5 separate regions of the Homo sapiens genome follow, and all the other regions are linked to region 1. A link is a contact called in ENCODE Hi-C or POLR2A ChIA-PET data. All regions are on one chromosome and are shown on one strand. The core of a region is the stretch at or near the end of the contact, and the rest is flanking DNA. Distances in the headings are between cores, read along the strand shown.

Evidence for each region. A loop is a pair of places that touch in the nucleus more often than their neighbours do. ChIA-PET counts read pairs that join two places held with the same protein, here RNA polymerase II (POLR2A). Pooled maps may share reads with other maps.
Region 2: a loop to region 1 is called in a map of cardiac septum, with 7 times the contacts of the local background. The contact joins the promoter of DGCR6L here to the promoter of DGCR8 in region 1. A Hi-C loop is called at or near these places in 1 of 168 maps with a recorded cell type or tissue (cardiac septum) and 8 of 50 pooled maps.
Region 3: a loop to region 1 is called in a map of CD8-positive, alpha-beta T cell, with 17 times the contacts of the local background. The contact joins the enhancer-like site here to the promoter of DGCR8 in region 1. A Hi-C loop is called at or near these places in 2 of 168 maps with a recorded cell type or tissue (B cell and CD8-positive, alpha-beta T cell) and 7 of 50 pooled maps. POLR2A ChIA-PET finds 5 or more read pairs at or near these places in 2 of 52 experiments (AG04449 and activated CD4-positive, alpha-beta T cell).
Region 4: a pooled map shows a loop between it and region 1 (14-fold over the local background). The contact joins the promoter of RTN4R here to the promoter of DGCR8 in region 1. A Hi-C loop is called at or near these places in 4 of 50 pooled maps.
Region 5: a map with no recorded cell type shows a loop between it and region 1 (10-fold over the local background). The contact joins the enhancer-like site here to the promoter of DGCR8 in region 1. A Hi-C loop is called at or near these places in 1 of 37 single-sample maps with no recorded cell type and 6 of 50 pooled maps. POLR2A ChIA-PET finds 5 or more read pairs at or near these places in 1 of 52 experiments (H1).

The regions. Positions count from the first base shown.
Region 1 is chr22:20,078,831-20,081,613 of GRCh38, forward strand. It overlaps DGCR8 (DGCR8 microprocessor complex subunit), which reads left to right and starts at 1,411. Exons shown (of 14, transcript NM_022720.7): 1 at 1,411-1,553. RefSeq lists a silencer at 1,290-1,909 and an enhancer at 2,170-2,229.
Region 2 is chr22:20,318,810-20,321,592 of GRCh38, forward strand. It overlaps DGCR6L (DiGeorge syndrome critical region gene 6 like), which reads right to left and starts at 1,251. Exons shown (of 5, transcript NM_033257.4): 1 at 1,070-1,251; 2 at 830-990. The coding sequence starts at 1,179. RefSeq lists silencers at 597-891, 928-1,157, 1,288-1,417, 1,608-1,657 and an enhancer at 1,537-2,324.
Region 3 is chr22:20,297,747-20,300,529 of GRCh38, forward strand. It overlaps the pseudogene PRODHLP. Among named protein-coding and RNA genes, the nearest start is that of DGCR6L, 21 kb to the right of the region's middle. RefSeq lists an enhancer at 261-762 and silencers at 1,216-1,485, 1,526-1,705, 1,726-1,865, 1,936-2,245. Within about 2 kb of position 1,350, at least 5 of the 41 ENCODE cell types and tissues checked have a DNase peak (open chromatin) inside an H3K27ac peak, as active enhancers do.
Region 4 is chr22:20,266,906-20,269,688 of GRCh38, forward strand. It overlaps RTN4R (reticulon 4 receptor), which reads right to left and starts at 1,413. Exons shown (of 2, transcript NM_023004.6): 1 at 1,166-1,413. The coding sequence starts at 1,187. RefSeq lists an enhancer at 257-945 and silencers at 1,157-1,316, 1,407-1,566, 1,617-1,676.
Region 5 is chr22:20,237,350-20,240,132 of GRCh38, forward strand. No RefSeq gene overlaps it. Among named protein-coding and RNA genes, the nearest start is that of MIR1286, 10 kb to the right of the region's middle. RefSeq lists an enhancer at 621-1,213 and silencers at 863-1,012, 1,197-1,491, 1,703-1,762. Within about 2 kb of position 1,327, at least 19 of the 41 ENCODE cell types and tissues checked have a DNase peak (open chromatin) inside an H3K27ac peak, as active enhancers do.

The sequences.
Region 1 (2,783 bases), core at 161-2,660:
CGCCACGTTGCCCAAGCTGGTGTGGAACTCTTGAGCTCAGGTGATCCGCCTGCTTCGGCCTCCCAAAGTACTGGGGTTACAGGCGTGAGCCACAGGGCCCGGCCCACTATTTTTATCACTCAAGATTTTCGTCTACAGCAGCTATTATTGGGGTGGCTACCCAGTGGAAAATTTTTCTATTTCCACTATTCCTTCCACATTTATTGACAGGAAAGCTAGTCTAAGGAAGAGCTGTACCCTCACTTACTCAGACCCTCGTTTTCCTTTTTTTTTTTTTTTTTTTTGAGACGGAGTCTCACTCTGCCGCCCAGGCTAGAGTGAAAGTGGTGCTATCTCGGATCACTGCAGCCTGGAACTCCTGGACTCAGGTGATCCTTCCACCTCAGCCTCCCGAGTAGCTCGGACCACAGGCGCCCGCCACCACGCGGCTAATTAAAAATAATTTTGGGCCCGGCGCGGTGGCTCATGCCTGTAATCCCAGCACTTTGGGAGGCCGAGGCGGGCAGATCAATTGAGGCCAGGAGTTTGATACCAGCCTGGCCAACATGGTGAAACCCCGTCTCTACCAAAAATATAAAAATTAGCCGGGCGTGGTGGTGGGCGCCTGTAATCCCAGTTACTCGGGTGGGTGAGCCAGGAGAATCGCTTGAATCCGGGAGGCAAAGGTTGCAGTGAGCTGAGATCGCGCCACTGCACCCCAGCCTGGGAGACAAAGCGAGACACCGCCTCAAAAAAAAAAAAAAAAAGAAAGAAAATTTGTAGATACTGGGCTCTCACTATGTTAGCCAGGCTGGTCTCGAACTCCTGGGCTCAAGTAATCCTCCTGACTCGACCTCCCAAAACTCTGGGATTACAGGCGCAAGCCACCGTGCCCGGCCGAACCACCGTGCCCGGCCGAACCCTCCCTGTTTTGGAAATCCTGTATTAGCAAAGGGGACAGCGCCAGACAGTTGAGCACACGCGTTCTTTATAAATGATGATGTCTGATACAGTGATGCTTTTAACAGGGTTGTGTAACGCCTGTGTGTGCACGGTCTCTTCTGCAGTGTCCACCGAAGGTGGCCCGTCTGCGTGTCCGCTCCCGGCGTACTCCGCGCTCCCTGTTCCCGGCATTCCCCGCGCTCCCCGAGCTTCCCGCGCTCCCCTGCTCCCGGCATTCCCGGTGCTTCCCGTTCCCGGCGCTCCTCGCGGCCGCCGCCCTCAGTCCAGCGAGCCCCGCCTGGGCAGCGACTGTTAGCGCGACCGCGGCCTGGGCGCCTGGTCCCTCCCGCGCGGCCGCGCTATTGGGCCGCGCGCGGCGGACACACGCGCTACGCGCCGCCGATTGGCGGCCTCCGCAGCGCGCTCTGCGGCTCCCCCAATGCGGGGCGGCCGCGCGCGGGGATTGGCCGCACGCCGCGAAGGCCCGCCCTCCGCTCGCCCGGCGCGGCAGGCGGGTGCCGGCGACCGGAGAGCCTGGACAGGCTTTCCAGATGGCTGCGGCGGTCGGTCGGTGAGGCTTTCCCGGCTGTGGTTTGGCTGCGGGCGGCTTGGGCAGCCCGCGGGCGCCTCAGGTAGGTGCGGGGCGCGAGGGGCGCCCGCGGGCGGTTGGGCGGGCGCCGCGGCCTGCGCGAGGGCGCGCCCTTCCCTCCCGCCTCCCTCCGGGACCGAGGCCGCGGGCGGGGCGGGGGCGCGGAGCCCGGCCTTTGTGAGGCAACATGGCCGCGGGCGGTGGAGAGCGCGGGGTGGGGACGCCTCCGGGGCTGGGGGGCGGGCCCCGGGCCCAGGCGTTGCCGACTCTCGTCGCTGTCCGCCCGGGTAAAGAGGCTCCTCTCCCGGAGGGCCCGAAGCCTAGCATCGCCTTCAGGCGGGAAAGGTGTGGACAGGGCCAGTGCTCGCCTGGGACCCTGCCGGCTTTAACACAGTTTGGGAAATCCAAGAAGTCGCCTAAGTCTTTTTGTCCACAGAATGCTCACGGGTTGAGTGTCACGTAGATAATTGGGATACGGTTTTATTGTAACAATGAGCATGGCGGAAATAAATGGAAGGTGGCAACCTGTTGACAGTGATGCCTGTCTGGTGTCAACCGATGGACTTGGGTTTCTTGTGGCAGGAGTCTGATTTGCCTTTTTGCATGCTTGCATGTACCTTGTTCCTGCACGGCAGTCCTGTCTTTGGCTGTCGACTGTTCGAGGCCAACCACCAGGCGAGGATCCACTGTTTCCTGGCCAGACTAGACTCCCAGCTGTGGGAGTGGCCCAAACCCTGCTGCAGGCCTTCACTCACAAAAGGGAGTGAATGGCCAGCCCGGGGTACCCAGTGTTGCCTCTAAGTGCGGGATATGAGGCCTGTTGGAGGATGACAAAAGGAACGGATGAGGTCATACTGCCGCTGGGTTGGGCGGGAGGCTGCAGCGGGAGAGACTTGACCAAAAGGCAGCCTCCATGGCGCTGGCACTGGTGCTGGCCCGTCACAGCCAGTGCCTCTGTTAGCCAACACAGCAAGTGGGCTAGGAGGAAGGGTGCTGTCCAAGTGTACGGGTTTTCTCCCCGTGCCAAGGGTCCAGGGGAGCTTGCCGTGAGCCCGTTCCTGTCCGATAGTCCTGTTGGCAAGGCAGGGTTTGCATGCGGTGTTTGGTCAGCTGGAGCAGTGGGGAGGCCTACGGGCAGAGAGCTCCCCTTTGAGCCCTTTGCGGCCAGGCGCTGTGTGGAGCACTTCCCAGGGGTTGTTTTGTAGTCTCACCGTGACCTTGGGGTAGGAAATGTGCTTCTGGCTGGCTTGCCCAGTCTTAGACTCTCTTGTTG
Region 2 (2,783 bases), core at 1-2,500, 240 kb after region 1:
CATCTCACCAAAAAGACTTACCCAGCCACAAATGTCAGCATGGCTGGGTTGAAAATCCTGGTCTCCAGGAATGCTGAAGACTCTTGGTGAATGCTATGCTGTCACATGTATATATTTTGGGATGTCAAGAACTAGAGCAAAACGTTAACTATTGAACTTTAGTGAAGAGCACAAGCGTATGCACTATACTATCTTTTCAGCTTTTCTAAATGTTTTAACTTCTAAAATAAGAAGTTTGGGAAAAATAACAAAGGTGGAAACTGATGGTGCAGGGGGACCTGCCCTATATAATTTGCAGGAAAGGGCTCCCAAGCCCACCAAGCAGGCCTGGCTCAAGTGGGAAGCTCTTCGGGTTTGGGAGGGCGCCACAGGAGACAGTGCTTAGGAATTTGATGTGCAACTGGAATGAGGCCCTGCGAGGCCTGAGAGGGAACTGACCCTGAAAGACGCTTGCTGCACAACTGTCAACAGACTTCCAACTACTGAGGGGCAATGCTGCTGCAGTCAGCGCCACCACCAGAGTCTGCCTGCAGGCCAATCAGGCACCGAGGCCTAGGGCCATCCTGTCTGGAAGCGCGTGGGGCACAGGGAAGCCCGAACAGGGAGTTTCTGCTAAGAAGGTGGGTGCTGCGCAACTGAAAACAAAACTGGTTGGACCCACTGATCACCAAAAAGGCGCTGTCTCAGTCTCTGCGCCCGTTGATTTTGTCAATCTTAGAGACCTCTTCCGAACACTTCCAAGGAAGGAGCTGATCTGCACAGATACCAAGAGCTGCCCGGAGGCGCCGACCCGGAGGAGGCGGCACCTCATCCCGCTGCCCCCGCGCACCTCGGTGCTCGTTCTGTAGGCGCAGGCGCTGGTTGTACAGGCTCTTTTCGGTGAGGTGCTGGATCTCCAGTAGCCCCTGCACGATTTCGAACACGGTGCCGTCGAGAAGCGCCAGGGCCAGGTCGCTGAGCGTGGTGTAGGACAGGCGCTGCTGGAAAGAGCTGCGGGTAGGGGGGCGCGGTGAGCCCCGGCGGGAAACGAAGCCGCCTCCGCAGGCCTCCGCCCGCCCCGCCTGCGTACCTGGGCAACTCCTTCACCAGGCTCTGTAGCGCCGACAGCAACTGGTAGTGTCGCTCCTGCTGCCGGGCACCGTCCGCCACCTCCTCCAAGGCGGCCGCGTAGCGCTCCATGGCGCGGACGCCCGCTAGCCGCCGGCGGCGGCGACGAGCTCCCCCAGCTTCACGACATCCCGAGCGCGGCGCGTCCCGCCCCTTTTACGATTGTCCCACGCGCGGCGCGCTCCGCCCCCTTTTACGACAGTCCCGAGAGGGCCTGGCCGCCTGCCCCGCCCTGCCCCGCGCCCCGCCGCCTGCTTATTCAGGAGGCGCGCCCCGCTCCTCTGCGGAGACTCCAAGGAGGGTTTTGCTCAGCCCAGGCTCGCACCTGCCTGCTCCCCGCGCGACATTAAAGGCGAGACTCCGCCGTCTGGATATCGCAGGACCACGGAGAATCCCACCGGCCCTTGCTGAGTCATTGCGGGCCGAGGTCCGGGCTCCGCGCCGGCGCGCCTGCGAGGTGGACTGTCCCGGTCACCGGCCTCCCCAGAGGCAGGGGTCTCGGGCCAGAGCCCACAGGACCTGGGTCTAAGGCACCATCCGCGGCCGAGCAGTGGCGCTGGGGTCTGTCTGCGTCCTCCCCGCCCCCGGGGTGAGACAGACAGGACCGCCCTAGAGCCTCTGGGTCAGGACAGTCGGAGCCAGAGTCCCCATCTGGGCCTCCGTGGCCCCCAGCCCGTGAGCCCAGACTGCGCTCTCCCCGCTCCACAGGCCAGCTGCTGGGCCGGGGCTGGGGGGCTTCTGGTGGCTGGGGCTGAACCGTCTAGGAACAGGCTTTAATAGGAGGGGCTCGGGTGGAGGAATGGCTCCTGCAAAGGCCCTGCCAGAGTCAGGTCAGGTGGGTGGGCGAGAGGACCAGTGTGGCCAGGCTGCGGAAGCCAGCACAGGAGACAAGGGCGGGTGCTGTGCATTACAGAGGCTGCTGGGGGCTTGTCCATAGAGCAGCAGGGGGCACGGAAGGGCTTGGGGACGCAGACACGATCAGACTTGCATTTCATCAGGCACTCTTTAGCTGCCTGCTGGGTGGCTGGGCTGTGTGAGATGACCCTGCTTTGACCAGGTTAGGAATTATGACTGGTTTCCAGAGAGAACATTGGTTAGTAATTGGCTATGGGGAAGAGGGGGCGTTGAGCCAACCAACTGGGGTCCCCCTGAAGTGCCAGCAAAGTGTCTGGTTTTCTCCAGGATCTGTTTCCTCAGTCCCTGGCAGGATTGGCTCCCCTGCACGCCATGTCCTTGTGGTCCCTTCCAGACAGAAACCAGGCATGAATAAAGTGAATAATGACAAGCGCTCAGGCCACTGCCGTGGAGGGCGGTCCACAACCCAGAGCTGGTCATGCGCCGGGCACCCTGGCCTCCAGGTCCCTCAGAATGGCAGGAGCTGGAGGTGGGACTCGAGATTGTGGGAGCTGAGTCTGTAGTGAGTGACCAGGAGCCAGCTGGGGCTGGGCTTGGTCACTGTCACCTCCCCCGGAGGTGGTGAGTGGGATGATTAGCTGGGTGAAGACGCCTGCCTGTTTCACCAGTGTCCCTGCCCTCAGTCCCCCAGTCCATGAAGAGTGTCTGTGTGGAGACTGGGAGGATATAGGGCAGCCCCACGTGATGATATGTCTGTGGCCAGCTGGGCAACACTGTCGCCAGCTCCGGGGTCTGCCAGGTGGGGTGGGGGCTGTGAGCCA
Region 3 (2,783 bases), core at 100-2,599, 220 kb after region 1:
GAGGGAAAGGTGCCTGAGAGCAGCATGCAAACAGCCTGGGCTCAGGAAGAGCCGATGGCATGACAGGTGCTGGGGAGAAAGGCGTGATAGGTGTGGACAGGGGCCACAGGAGGAGGGATGGTCCTCAGGAAGGGGAGACTGGTGGCTATGGCCGGCTGCCGAGGCTAGCCTCTCTCCAGCAAAATGAGCCTGGATTCATCCACTCCTTTTGTCTCTCCCCTTTGCTCTGTGGTGCCGGCAGGAGGAAGAGGAGCAGAAAAACTGTTGCTCCATTCATCAGGAAGCCTCTCTCTCTCTCGAGTGGTGGTGATGGTGTCCCCCAGGGGCACCTGGCAATGTCTGGAGACATTTACGGCTGTCCCGACTGTGTATGTCTGTGTGTGTGTGTACTACAGGCCTCTGGTTCCTGGAGGCCAGGGATGCTGATACACAACCTGCAATGCACAGGGCAGCTCCCACAAGGAAATTATTCAGCCTCAAATTTCAACATTGCAGAACAGGTCAGGGAGTGCAAGGTACCTCCTGCTCTTTCCAGCAGGTGCAAGGTGCACAGGGAGAAGCAGGTGGGTGAGGTGGGAGGAGGCTGGAGCCAGACCCAGCGTCTGTGGGGTGCAGGAATATCGTGAGGTGACGAGGGGCCCAGCGGTGAGTGATGGGGAGGGGTGCACTACGGCAGGCCGCCAGGGGCGGTTCCACCAAGAAAGTGACATCTGGGAGGGGCATTGAGGCAAAGGGGCCGCGAGAGGGTAGGTGCTCTAGAGGTGGCCCACGGGCGGGCGGCACTGAGGCCGGGCCTGCAGGGGAGGCGGTGTGGCCAGCGGACTCTTGTTGGGTGGCAAGGGAAGGGAAGAACCACAGGGCTGCACAGGTTCCGAGGGGGCCTAGTGGTCCGCATTTGCCCTTGGGTGGGCGGTGGGACTGGGAGGACAGGAGAGGAGCGCGGGGCAAGCCCCTAAGAGGCCTGAGGGGTGGGAGGGAGAGGACGGCTTCCCATACGCCCATTTAGACCAGAGGAGAAGCGGACCCACTTTGAGGGCTGGATTCTCAGCCGATCCGGCCTCAGCTGTGGGTCCACGCGGCTCAAGGACCAGGGAGGAACCCAGGTGTGCGGCTGCGCTGATCGGCGGGCTCCGGACCCACCTGGCTGGCCTGGGGACCTGGGAAACCCGGTGTGGTGGGGAGACCGCAAGCCTGGTCAGGGGTCCCGCTCCCAATGGGGCGGGTCTCCTGTGAGGAAGGCGGAGCTCAGGGCGGGTAGCCCCGGGGACCGGGTCTCTCGCGGGGGTGTGGCCACGGCCCGGTGGGCGGGGCCTGCTGTGGACGCACAGAGGTCTGCAGCGCGCGGGGCGGAACCTCCCGAGGAGAGGGCGCGGCTGGGAGCGCGGGGCGGGGCCTTCCGAGGAGAGGGCGAGACTGGGAGTGTGAGGCAGGGCTTCCCACGGAATGGGGGCGCGGAGCCGGTCCTCCCGAGGAGCGGGCGCGGCTGGGAAGGCGGGTCGGGTCCTCTCGAGGAGCGGGCGCGGCTGGGAGCGCGGGGCGCGGCCTCAAGAGGAGAAGGGGCGGTGGGTCCTGGGGCGTGCCAGAACCCTTGAGGAAGAAGCGCTGGTGTTCTGGAGTATGACCACCGGAGCCGGCCGGGCCTCGGGTTGGGGCGGGGCCTCAGGGGTGGGGTTGGGACTTCGGGATGGGTTCTCCAGAGGTGAGAGCTGGGGTCGTAGGGTGGACCGGCGTCTGCTGAGGAAAGGGAGCTGCTTGGAGCGCGGGGCGAGGGACTCACGTGGAGAAGGCGTGGGCCCTACGGCGGGCGGGGCGGGGCCTCAAGAGGAGCGGGTGCAGATGCTAGGGAGGGGCGGGGCCCCTGGGATGGGGCGGTGTCTCCCGAGGAGTGGGCGCGGCTCGGAGCGTGGGACTTCTAAGGAGAGAGCGCGGCTAGGGGGCATGCGGGGCGGGGAGGGGCGGGGCGGGACCAATAGCGCATACTTAAGCGGCCCGGGCGGGTACCGGCGTCCCGCCATGGCTCTGCGGCGCGTCTTGCCCGCGCTGCGCCCCTACATTCCCCGCTTCGCGCCGCTGTCCACGGCGCCGGCCGCCAGCGAGCAGCCCGCCGCGGGCCCAGGGGCCGTGCCAGGACGTGGGTCGGCCAGGGCAGTGCGGCCGCTGGTGCCCGCCGTGGACTTCGGCAACGCGTAGGAGGCGTACTGCAGCTGGCGAACCTGGGAGCTGGCGCGCAGCCTGCTGGTGCTGCGCTTCTGCGCCTGGCCCGCGCTGCTGGCGCGCCACGAGCAGGTGCGCGGGGTGCAGCCGGGGCGCGGGGCTTCTGCCCGTCCCGGGAGCCTTTACGGAGTTTCCTGGCGTGAAACGGGTGCCTCCCAAGCATCTCCTGGAGCAAGGGAAGCCAGGAAGGGAGGCGTTTCCTGCAGTCCCTTTCTGATATCGCGAATTTTCCTACTTCTCGATGTCTACCAACTAAAAACAATGGTCGTTTTAATATTTACGATATATACCACTTGTGGGAATACAGAGTTATCACTTGGAATTTAAAATGGAGTATTCTTCATGTTGACACAAGAGAAGCCTGGTGTAGGGCTCATAGCCTGGAACCCCAGAGTTCAATCCCCGGGACCCAGCCGCTTCCCAGACACGGCCACTCTGAGAACACTGTTGGGGAAAAATGGGAAGCCCCTCAAACGCCCAGCTTTGAACTCACCCATGGTAACTTTAAAAAGTGTCAGGGCTTTTGGTGGCGGTGGTGGGGGGCAACAAGCAGAACACTGTTTTAGCCG
Region 4 (2,783 bases), core at 163-2,662, 190 kb after region 1:
GACCCCCAGGACACGGAGGCAGGCAGGCAGAGGTGGGGCCCAGGATGTCTTGCCCCTGTCTGTGGGCCTGGCCTCCCCACTCAACAGACGAGCATGTGGGTGCGGGAGTGGTTATTGCGAAAGGGGCCCCAGCATGTGCCACCCGTGGAGACCACAGCAGGCATGCCGCGTGCATGCATGTGTGGCCGTGGGTGTGCAGGCGGGGGCGAGGACACAGATATGCACCCTCAGAGTCCGTGTGTGCACCCAGTGTTTGTGCATGTGCACACTGGGGCGGCGTTGGCTTGCATGTGCACCAGAGGTGTGCAAGTGTGCAGTCCGTGTAGACAAGTGCACGTGCAAGGAAACGTGTGTGCAGCCTGCGGCACCATGGACATCAGCAGGGCAGCCTGGGTGGGCACCTGGGGAGCACCCTCCAGGCGGGGCATGCCCAACTCACATGGAGCCCACCCTCCCTTGCCCGCACCGCGGGACCTCACAGCCGGTGGGGCGGGGGAGTCCCACGAGGGCTGCTAGGGAGGGGTTGCTGATTGCCCCACCGCCCCTGATTCCCCCAGCCAAGCCTCTCAATGTCCCTCGGGCTGCAGATGGCGGGCGTTGCTGCCTCCTCTCACCGCCCGCCCTGGAGGCAGCGCTGGGACAACCCTGTCCCCCACGCCCTCTACTGCCGCCAACGCCCCCATTCATCCCACTGTGGACTGACCTCGGAGAAACGGGAGGTTCTGAGCCCAGACCGTGAGGCTGGGGTGGAGGCGGCCCGACACCCCCACCCACCCTCGGTACCCACGTTTCTGCAAAAACCCGCTCGTTAACCCCTTGGTGGCCGGGGCGCTCCGAGGCCGGGCCCCGCCCTTCCAGCCCACGGCCCCCGCCCTCGACTTGGCCCAGCATCGGGGACCCTCGGACCGCCACCCTCGGCCCTGCCGAAGCCGTCAACTTTCCCGGGAAGCGGCAACTTTTCCTGCCGCCTCCGGCTCCGCCCTCCCGGGGCCGGGGCGCCAGCGGCCCCAGCCTGGCGCGGCACTGCGGTGGCTTTCCCTGCCGCCCGGCTACGCTTCCCTCGCCTCGGCAGCCCGGGACGGGCCCTGCGGCTCCGGGGAGGGGGCGAGCCGCCCCCCTCCGCGCCCCGCCGCCGGCCGGGCTCGGGTGCAGCGCGGACACTCACCTCCAGCGGACGCCCTCTTCATCGTAGGGGTTGGGCGGGGCGCGTCGGGGACTGAAAGTCGTTTCGGGGCGGGCGCCCGTCTCCCCGCGGCCGGGTCCGCATCCAGGCGCCGCCGCTACGGCCCGGCCCCGGCCCGGCCGCGGGACGAGGCTCGGCGCGCTCCGCTCCGCCCGGCTCTGGCTGGGCTCGGGCCGCGGGTGCGCAGGGCGCGCAGGGCGCACAGGGCGAGGGCGGCGGCGGCGCGGGGGTTGGGGCGTGGGCGGCGCGGCGGGCCGGGGCGCGCAGGCCGGGCCGCAGGAGGCGCTCAGCCCGCCCGGTGCACCGGCGCCGCGCGGTCCCAGACAAAGGCGGCGCATTCCTGAAGAGGCGGCGGCCCCTGCAGGCGGCGGAGGGGATGGCGGCCCGGGCCGGAGCCGGCCGGGGACGCGGGCCCGAGGGTGTGGCGGCCTAGGCTGGCCCGGTCCCCAAGCGGGCAAGGGCTTTGTCCCGAGGCCTAGGAATGGCCTCTGCCTGACCCACTCCCTTCCTGGCCTCACGAAACCCATGAATCCCCCGCCCCCTGCACAGAAGCCCCTTGCTGCAGCACGATCGCCCCCATTTTTCAGTAAGAAACAGGCTCAGGGCTTAAGAGAGTTCTGGGGGCCCTCCTGGGCCTTTGTGGCCCTCTCTGCACCATCCTAGAGAAGGGACCTAGGCCTGATGTTACCCGTAACCCTGCAGGGGTCCCCCACCTCTTCCCTTCTGCGGAATGGGGGCTCCAAACCCAGAAGACGCTCTCCGAGGTCACCTGCTTAGTATCCCCCCACTCTACCAAGCCAGCCCCCCACGGGCGGTGTGAGGCATGGGGCCAGAGAATCCAGTGACGCCCCTGCACACACCACACAGGGGTGCAGGTGTCCCTTCTCAATCTTCTGCTCGGGGCACCTACCGGGCCTCACCGATGAGCTCCTAAGTGCATCCCGGGGTCTTCAGACAACTGCCAGGCTGCCCCTGCACCTGGAGAAGTGCTGGGAGTCAGCTCAGCCGGGCTGGGTCCTCCCCAGGCCCACCCTGCATGAGAGGACCATGCAGATGAGGGTCTTGCAGGCCCACCTGGTGTCAGTCTGTAGGACCCTGACTCAAGGACGGAGTGGGCCAGCCTGATGCCTTGATGGCCCCCCTCAGAGCCCAGGTCCACTGATATGAAGCAGAGAGACCTGGTGACTGGGCACCCCTGTGCCCTCTGCCTGCCCCTGGCCATGGAGGTGGCCCTGAGGGAGATGAGCAGGGCGCAGGGCCGGTGACCTGCCTGCCTTGTGCAGAGGAAGTGAGGACCTCCCAGAGCCCTGGTGCTCCCATCTGATCCCAGTGGCAGGCAGCTTCGCAGGGTGGAGCCATGCTGGGTGGGCCCTCTGCCTGGTGTGGAGGCTGCACTGCCCACATGCCTCTGGCTGCCGCTCTGTGGCCCTCATCACTTTGGCCTGCTTTATCCCTATCACCCTTGTCCCAGCCTAGGCTTATGAGGGCATTGTGGAGTGCATGCCATTCCCAGCCACACAGAAGGTGAGGTGGGGCCCAGACACCCCCAGCCACTCTGTCCCCTGGCCTCCTGAAGGGGTGGGCTGTGCACACACTGCCA
Region 5 (2,783 bases), core at 77-2,576, 160 kb after region 1:
CAGGAAAAGACAGTAGCACCAGGCCCCAGCCCTGGAGAAGCCTGACCAACCAGAGAAGTCCCACGGCCTCCTCCATGGAGTTTGGGGCTCCTCCTCTAGACCTGGGATTGGCACTTTGGGGTCAGGCCAGCTGCTGGGGAGCCCTGGGCCCCGACACATGCACCCTCCCAACAGGAGTGGGGCTCCGGGGGCCACTGGGCTCATGCCCATCGCAGCCACTCTCCAAGGCCTTGGCATAATGGGATCCTTGAGCTGCTGTGCCCGGCGGGGTGGGGGGGGATGGGCTGAGATACACCCTTTGCTGACAGTGGCCATTGCACTTTTCCCACCCAGGCCTCATGTGGGGAGCCCTGCCAAGCCCAGGCTGTGGTGTACACAGGGGCTGGGCTGCAGGGCAGGGCTCCGGAGCGGCCTAGCCCAGAGCAGGGTGGGAAAGGAGCCAGCTGGGGTCCAGGCAGAACAGAGGCCAAGGCCACCAGTGAGAAATCTGGGCATGAGGGTGGCCACCAGGCCGGCAACGTGGGGGAAATTGAGTTGAGGGCTGGGCCTCCTCACTGTGGCTGGAGGCGGCCCAAAGGCCAGCTGACCAGACACAGAGCTGCCTCAGTCACAGAGGTGCCACAGCTCAGGGTGCCACCCCGAGTGACATCCCTAGGCTGACTGACACAGTGGAGGGAATTGACACCCAGGGTCTTGTGATGTCCCCGGGCACTGGGATGGAGAAGCAGAGCAGCACTCTGGAGCACAAACACAGTTGGCAGCGAAGGGTCTGCTCCCGCGTGGCCTCGGGCCCAATCCTGCCTGACATGTTGCTTCATGTCTCTGGGCCTCCGTTTCCTCATCTGTGCCCTGGGGACATTAGCAGTGTCTTCCTGCGGGGATGTGAGTGTGAGGTGCCCTACCACCCCAGGGAGGCTGTGAGCTGCAGGCAGCCCGGCAGTGAGGAGCCCCCACCCCTGCCGCCGCCGCAGTGGCCCGCCCCGGGCCCCAGCTCACACCACAAACACTTGCCTCCCTCTCAACTTGTTTCCGGCATGTTCTCAGTCTCGCTGGATGTTAGTTTACCATCGGCTGCTGAACATTCGGCAGCTTCTATTATTTCAGAACTAATTTAAGGATTAAAAAGTAATTCTCCCAATTACTAGGCAAAGCCCTGGGCAGCCAGATAAACAGGGGGCAGGCGCTCCCATCCAAGGACAGGGCTGCTCCTGCAGCCCTGGGCAGACAGGTGTGCAGGGCAGCTCTGGTGCAGCTCAGCCCCCAGGGCCGCAGGGGTGGAGTCGGGGTGGTTGAGAGGAATCCCCAGGAGCAGCCCAGCCTGGGCCCGACATCTGAGGGTTGCTTGCCCCTATCCCCCACCCAGGTCGGCTACAGCCACCTAGTGGTGAGCCCAGCCCCAGCTGTCACCTCCACCAATTGTGCTGGGTGGTGCTGCCCTGGCTAGGCCTGCAACACAGGGACAGGCCCATGAGCTGTGAAGGATTCGGTCCACAGGGCCCCCTGGGGCTGGCCAGGCATCTTTGGACGGGGCCAGGAGAGTCTGTGGTAGACCAGCAGCCCGCATGGGGTGGGGGCCAGGATTTGATACCCTCAAGGCTGATTCACGCAGCTTTAATTAGCTTTCTGCACCTGCTCTGGGGTCTGGGTGATCAAGGCTGGACACCAGCTGCCACCCCCAACCCCTGCCTGGTCCAGCACCTGACCTCAGGGGCCCAGCCGGCCGGGGCTGGTCAGGCAGAGCTGGGGAGTGCCGGGGTCGGCGCAGGAAGGAGCTGAGTCCCTGGGCCCTGGCCCAACGCCCCGCCCACTCCGGGCCCCTCGTCAGCAGCGGCCGGCCGGTGAGCTCATCTCTTCCTGGGCTGTAAATATCACCCAAGTGCTCACGACTCCCAAATGTGTCCTCCAGCCGGGCCCCTCTGCTGAGCTCAGCCTGCACAGCCCACGCGACACCCCCGCCCAGATGTCTCCTGGGCCTCGACAAAGCGGCCGCTCCTCTCGGCGCCCCCACCTCAGGGACGGGCGCCCCGTGCCGGCTGCTCAGGCCTGGGAGCCCTGCCTGCCGCCTCCACCCCATGGGAGCGTCCATGCATCCTGCTGAGTCCAACTTAAAACTCGTCCACTTCCTTCCGGATCCTCTCACCCCGTCCTCAGGTCTGGTTGGACTGTGCCCAACTCCCCACCCCTGCCACTGCACAGGCCCCCACTGTGGCCTGGAGGGGAGGGTGCAGAGCCCTGAGGGCAGCTGGTGGTGACAGTCAGCCCCGAAGCTGGCCTGAGGGCGACAGGTGCCTGCTTCTTAGTTAGGAGTGGGCCCAGCAGAGGTAATGAACTCCTTGTCCTGGGAGGTGTGCAAGCTGAGGCAGGATCTGCTGTCCTTCCACAAGCCATTGAGGGCGCCAGCATCCACTGCAGTTGGGTCACTCAGGTGGGGCTCAAGGCTCTTTGGAAATGGGTGGCTTCGGTTTCCTGGCTCTGACTGCAAGGAGCCCCCAGCCTCAGCTGAGAGCACTAGCCCAGATCCAGCAGTTTAGCTGCCTCTTCTCAGGCATGACAGGGGCCACTTGGGAGAAAAACTGAATAAAACCCTGCCTATGCCAGTGCCCAGGCACAGCCTGGCAGAATCCTGGGCCTGGCTGTGGGGTCACAGAGACTGGGGGTGCCAGGGGTGCTGATGGTAGAGCTCCAGGCACAGGACAGAGACTGCACAACATTTTGACATCAGGCCATCCATGGAGAGGCCTCTGCTGGGGCTGCCAAGGGTCTCCTGGGCCCAGAGGGGCTGC